2 separate regions of the Homo sapiens genome follow, and region 1 is linked to region 2. The links are chromatin contacts, found by Hi-C or POLR2A ChIA-PET in ENCODE. All regions are on one chromosome and are shown on one strand. Each heading gives the region's core, a stretch centred on a gene start or an enhancer-like site at or near the end of the contact. The rest is flanking DNA. Distances are from core to core; before and after follow the strand shown.

Region 1 (3,379 bases), core at 99-2,598, 100 kb after region 2:
CTCACTGCTGTCATTAAAGTTGATGACCTCTGTCACCTTCCTGTGGTGGGGCAGTTTGTATGGTGCTAGTACAACCAAGGTATACTAAGGATCATGCTCTTTTCCACTGACTGGAAGCAACCTGCCAACCCTGACCATCATGCCTATAAGGGCTCGTGGATTTTACAACATGGATGATGAAGGAGAGGATGGAATAACAGCTCCAGGGGAGCATTCACATGGACTCAGAAAATAATTCTGAATGCAGGCTTCACTGAGTCCAGACTTCAAGAGTGGTCTTCTTGAGATAAATCAAGATATATCTATCATCACAACTCTGGCTAACTTTTCACCTGAGTGTTTCCCCGTGTCTATCACTTTTTCCTTTTCCAAAAGTCTCAAAGAAAGAGTGGATCCCTTTCAAAGGCTAACAACCCTCCTGTGTTCCAAATTCCATTTCCTTCTTGCAGTCAAAATCTCCTCCCCCAAATCTCCTGTTCTCCAGTGGAATATATTTTCCTATGTTTCCAAGAAATTTATCCTTGTGTAATCATTTCTACAAACATGTAGTTCATCTTAAAATGGGTGAAATACGGGGACATGTTTTTATTCCTCATCTGTAGATACTTCTTTGTTAAATCACTTTAGCTGCCTCTTTCAGAATAATTTTTTAATTTTTTCTAAATATATTTATTTTCTATTCTTTTATTATTGTTATTGCTTTGCTCAGAAACTTCTAATTCATATGTAGAAATTCTATTTGGTATAACATGCTGTCAAGAGTGTTTCTGTCTACTTAACCCAACCTATGGGACTCTCATGACACTTAAGGTGTATAGAACAGGACACTGATGAGGATAAAACCAACACTAGAGGATGGAATGCCCTTGAAGATCTTCATATTAAAAGGAGTTTCCTGGTTGGGCGCAGTGGCTCACACCTGTAATTCCAGCACTTTGAGAGGCTGAGGTGAGCAGATCACTTGAGGTCAGGAATTTGAGACCAGCCTGGCCAACACTGTGCAATCCCTTCTCTATCAAAAAATACAAAAACTAGCCAGGTGCAGTGGCACACACCTGTAGTCCCAGCTACATGGGAGGCTGAGGTGGGAGCATCACTTGAACCCGGGAAGCGGGGGTTGCAGCGAGCCGAGATTGCACCACTGCACTACAGCCTGGGCAGCAGAGTGAGACCCTGTCTCAAATACAAAACAAGACAAAAAAACAAAAAGGAGTTTTCCTGTATGACCATGGGCACTTAAAGTACAGGGTCCAGGAGAAGTCAGTTAACACCAGATCATAACTGTAGCATTTCTTTTGTTTCTGAAAAACTCTCAGATGTTGTGACTTTGCATGATAAGAGGAAGCTGCAAGAAGAAGTCTTGTGCTGGGGAAATAGAAATAGACCACAAGAAATGCTTACTGTCTCAATTAGCGTCAGCTGTCCCAACGCTGACCTAAAAGGAGCCCAATATTAGTCTATTAGGAGACAGGCATGGGGCCGGCCCTCTCTGGCCAAGAATGGATACTATGAAATAAATGTCTGGAACCATTGCACTTCTCTTCTCCCAGATGTCACACCCGCTTCTTGGCAGTCAGGGCTTTGAGCTCATCACATTTGGGTCTGGCCTCATGTGGAAGATGTAATAATACCTACGAAGGACTTTAGGCAAAACATTCTATTTTCAGAATAATAGAAAAGTTCTGATTTGAATGCTGTATGCTAGTTTCTAAATTAGGCATTTTGCACAAAGATATCTAAAAGTCAGCACTAGTCAATTGTGACAGAGTAGGCTTCTGGAAAAATAGAGAAGCAACTTCACTTCTGAGTTGAAAACTTAATTTTTTATATATAGGTATTCCTGCCCTACCTGCCTAGTTTCCTTAAAAAGAAACACATTTCCACTTCATAGCTTCCTTTACCCAACTCTCCGCTTTTCCCTTCTTTAAAATAATGACAACACTATGTGAAATGTGATTTGTTGTCAAAAAGGTGGATGAACAGTTGATTCTTCAAAATATTCATTATACCCTTTACTATGCCCTAACTCTGTGCGGGACATTGGCAAACACTGGGACTGCAATCTGCAAGGATTCTGTAGGCCCTGCCCTTCTGAAATTTAGTTCCCAGAATATTGTTTCTCTACCATTTTTTCATTATTGCCCCCTAAGAAACATTTTTAGACACTCCTTTCCTAACTGCTCCACCATGGAATTTTGATACCACAGATATCGTGTATATATTTATGTACTGTGTCTATATCCATGCATTATACACAGAAATATCAATGGCTTTTTGCTCCCAAGAATCAACTTTCACTCCCTCAGGGGTAATGTTATCCCTGTTAAAAGTGTATATTCTATGGCAGGGCGTGGTGGCTCATGCCTGTGACCCCAGCACTTTGGGAGGCCGAGGCGGGCAGATCACCTGAGGTCAGGAGTTCGAGACCAGCCTGGCTAACATGGTGAAAACCCGGCTCTACTAAAAGTACAAAAATTAGCCGGGCGTGTTGGCACATGCCAGTAGTCCCAGCTACTCTGGAGGCTGAGGCACAAGAATTGCTTGAACCTGGGATGTGGAGGTTGCAGTGAACCAAGATTGCACCACTGCACTCCAGCCTGGGCAACAGAGTGAGACTCTGTCTCAAAAAAAAAAAAAAAAAAAAAGAAAAGAAAAGAAAAAAAATGTGTATGTTCTAGGAGAAAGAAAGAGAATAGGCAAACACATAAGAAAAGTAACTGTGATGAATAAAATGTAGGAAATAAAAAGGGCTGAAAATTAGGGTACGGTTACTTTGGATAGGGATGTACAACCATACACCTGTAGGTAAGCTCCAGGAAGGATGCCCGTAGCTTCCTGGTCTCATTTTCCCTGGAGCCCAGTTAAAGTCCCCCACCTGAAATTGGAAAGGAAAAAAAAGACTAAATATAATTCACTAGAATACAAATAACTTCTGTCTTCCTGTTATTCAAACAAAGTCACATTAAGCCATGTTCCTCCTTTATACAAGCTCTACACCCTAAACAGCAGAGTTGCCAAAAGCTGGACACTCGAGGAATACAATTTTATTGGTCACGTGTTTCTGTGCAACTCTGAATGGGTCATTGTTTCTTAATAAGGATGTGAGGCTATCAAAGTTAAATTTAGCTCACCATGGTTGTGGTGGAACAAAGCCGATATATTTGCATAATGCTCTCCTACATAGGTGTGTTCCAGCAAAATAGTGAAGGCAGCATAATTGAATGCTGAAAGACAATAAAATGTTCTGGCTAAGAGCACTGGAGTCCAGACCACTGTCCACAAACAGGCAGGTCATTTAACTACTCTCTAAGGCTTAGTTTATCCATATGTAAAATGAGAATATTATACTATTATATTGTTTTTTCTTTTGTTTTTTGTT
Region 2 (3,397 bases), core at 646-3,145:
ACACTGCGTGTTCTCGCTCATAGGTGGGGATTGACCAATGGGAACACTTGGACACAGGGTGGGGAACATCACACACCGGGGCCTGTCAGGGTTTGGGGGCCTCAGAAGGGATAACGTTAGGAGAAATACCTAATGTAAATGACGAGTTTATGGGTGCAGCAAACCAACATGGCACATGTATACCTATGTATCAAACCTGCACGTTGTGCACATGTACCCTAGAACTTAAAGTATAATAATAAAAAAAAAACACCAGAGTGATGAGATCCATTAAAAAAAGTTATATATTATCTTTATTATTGTTATTGTTAACATTGGGTTTTGCCTTTTTAGTCCTTAATGTTAACCATTTTAATGACTGCATTTAAAACATGAGGCTCATTTTTACCCTTCGTATCCTCAAATATGAGCCCCCCAGCCCTCTGTCATTTTAGCTACAGCAGGCAGGAGTCAAGGAGTCCCACTCCCATGGACAGCAATGGTGTGAGAGCTGATTTCCCAGGGATCAGACTGCCCCTTCTTTTTTCTATTTTGTTTCTTTACTCTTCTTTTGATCTTATGCTCTCAGCTTCTTTGTCCAAGCTCCTCCCTCTTCTCTCACCCCTCCTCCTCCCTGACCCCTCCTATACTTGTGAACTCCTTACCACCCCAAATGCCAAGAATGTGAATTATATAAAAAGGCAAAAATATAAGATGTAAACAGAACCAGACAATGGAGAAGGAAGCAAAATTGTTTTTCAAATATAAGAGGAAAAAGCAAATCCTCTAAAAGATCCTATTACATGGTGGTGACTCAGATACTGGGGCTTGGGAAGGGATGGATCATTTCAACTCTCATGGGAAGGTAACTTTGTCCTATACAAAGACTGTGATCTTGAGAAGTGATAGCTTCCCCCAAGGTAAGGTACTTGCAATACCACAATCTAGTTAGAAACATGTATTTGGTCTCTGTTCCTGCTTTGATAGAAGTGCTCTATCTTGTAGATAGAGATGCTAGGAGAATCTTTTGTTCTAATATTTGGTCTTTGACCCTAGTTCCTGACACAGAGCATCTAAAACCTTTGTAATTTCCTGAGTGATACGAGTGTCTGACACAGAGCTCCTAAATCCTTTAGAACTTCCTGGGTAATAAGAGCATCTTTTGTTCTAGTGAGGCAACTTTCGGTGGGCTTCTGGATAGCCTCAGGATGGAGGCTGTTTGCCAGGGGAACCAACCATATGACTAAAGGCTGAAACTTTAAGCCCCATTCCCTGATCTCAGAGAACGCAAGAGGGGCTGAAGGTTAAATGGATCCTCGATGACCAGAAATGTAATCAATTACACCTATGTAATGAAGCTTCAATATAAATCCAAAGGGACCATGGTATAGAGAGCTTCCAGGTGGCTGAATAGGTAGAGACTCCTACCCAGAAATGGCCTGGAAGCTCTGTGTCCCTTCCCACACGCCTTGCCCTATGTATGCATCTCTTCCATCTGGCTCTTCATCTGTATCTTTTGTAATATCGTTTATAATAAATGCGTAGATTAAGTAGGTTGTTTCCCTGAGTTCTGTAAGCCTCTCTAGCAAATTAATCAAACTCAAGGAGGAGGAATTCTGATTTACAGCTGTTTGGTCACAAGTATAGGTGACCTACTAATTGTGATGGGCATCTGAAGTTGGAGGGCAGTTTTGTGGGACTGAGCCCTTAACCTGTGGAATCTGACTCTAATTCCAGGTAGATAGTGTCATTATTGAATTAAATTATAGGACACCCAGTTGCTGGTGTTAAAAGAAAAACTTCAGCTGAATTAAATTTAAAGGAGTTTAATTGAGCAATGAATGATTCGCGAATAGGACAGCCCTCAGACTCAGCAGATTCAGAGAGACTACAAGCGTGCCTCGTGGTCAGAACAAATTTACAAACAAAAAAGGGAAGTGACATACAGAAATCAGAAGTGAGGTACGGAAACAGCTGGATTGGTTACAGATTGGTGTTTGCTTTATTTGAACACAGTTTGAACACTTAGCAGTCTACGAGTGGTTGAAATATGGCCTCTGGGATTGGCCAAGACTCAGCTATTGTTACAGGCACATAGTCCTAAGTTAGGTTTTCAACTTGTCTGCTTATCTTAATAAGGTTACAGTTCATCCACCAGGTCTCAAATATAAAATTACGGAGTCCTTCTCAGCCCATATTTAGTTTGCTTTAACAGTGTTCACTGGAAAATTGCTTTTGGTGTGTGAGAAAAAAAATCCCCACACACATTTTGGTGACCAGAGGTGACGTATTCTATATTGGGTGTGTAAGAAAAACACTTGGTTTTCCATCACATACTCCCAGAGCCAGGGGAGAATGCAGGAGGCCTGTCAGTAATGCCTCTAGGAGAAACCAGTGGGCTTCTTGGCAGAGGTAACACATGAGCAGGCTATTGCTGAATGCAGTATGACTCTCGGTGGATACAGGGAGAAGGGCATGTCTCCCCCATCAAAGGAGCAGCCAAACAATGACGAGAAGTCCTCAAAGCCCCTCCATGGTGTGACCTCTGGAATCCCCTCCAACTTCACGTATCACTCCCTTCCATGCTCCCTCTGCTCCAGCTACACTGACTTCCATGCTGTTCCTTAAACTTGCCAAGCAAACCCTGCCTTGAGGGTTTTTGCACTTGCTGTTCTCTCTGCCTGCCAATCTCCTTTCTCACTCCTTCATTGTATCCTCCACTCACAGCCATCACTTCAGAGAAGCCCTCTCTGGCCCCCCTTCTAAAATAGCAATCCCTGTCATTCTCCATCCACTTTCCTATTTTGCCTTTATCAGCATTTTTCTCTACCTGGCATTACATTTTTTCCTTCTGTGTTTATCTTACCATTTTCTGTCTTCCCCCATTAAGTTAAGCCCTGTACTTACAAGACCTTTTCCCACAAGCTTCTTAGCAGACTTAGAATTGATTCCTTTGTTTTGGGCTGGCTGCACAATTTTTTCACTTTGCCTTAGAATTTCATCACCAAGAAGTCTTCACACACAAAGTCTTCACAATCAGGGCAAATGTTCCTCAAAATTCATTTTTTAAATCCAGGTAGAATTTTCTTACCCCTGTTTAACCCTTCCTATCTGTCATTCATTGGCTTTGTGAATTATCTCAAGCCTGAATTATTCTACCTCACCCCAGCCTGTCTGTGCCCTGCCTATGTCAAGAATTCTGCCTTAGCACTGAGAGCCTGCCTGAGAGCTGGGGTTTAAAATGTCAGGTGGGACCCACTAGCACAATTGTGTTTCAGTCCAGACTTGTTGAGCTGCCTGGGTGCAGACATGTAGGAGGTGGAGGGCTAGGTTACACAGGGGTGAAGCTTATAACAGAAAGGGGACAGGGCAAGGGTGTTAAGGGTGTATGCAGTGGAAGATTCACAAAGACAGATTT

What was found. A loop is a pair of places that touch in the nucleus more often than their neighbours do. ChIA-PET counts read pairs that join two places held with the same protein, here RNA polymerase II (POLR2A). Pooled maps may share reads with other maps.
Region 1: a loop to region 2 is called in a pooled map, with 3 times the contacts of the local background. The contact joins two enhancer-like sites. A Hi-C loop is called at or near these places in 1 of 50 pooled maps. POLR2A ChIA-PET finds 5 or more read pairs at or near these places in 2 of 52 experiments (OCI-LY7 and activated CD8-positive, alpha-beta memory T cell).

Annotation. Positions count from the first base shown.
Region 1 is chr6:47,437,808-47,441,186 of GRCh38, forward strand. No RefSeq gene overlaps it. Among named protein-coding and RNA genes, the nearest start is that of CD2AP, 38 kb to the right of the region's middle. Within about 2 kb of position 1,349, at least 2 of the 41 ENCODE cell types and tissues checked have a DNase peak (open chromatin) inside an H3K27ac peak, as active enhancers do; they include OCI-LY7, where a contact is called at or near this core.
Region 2 is chr6:47,333,741-47,337,137 of GRCh38, forward strand. No RefSeq gene overlaps it. Among named protein-coding and RNA genes, the nearest start is that of TNFRSF21, 26 kb to the left of the region's middle. Within about 2 kb of position 1,896, at least 3 of the 41 ENCODE cell types and tissues checked have a DNase peak (open chromatin) inside an H3K27ac peak, as active enhancers do; they include OCI-LY7, where a contact is called at or near this core.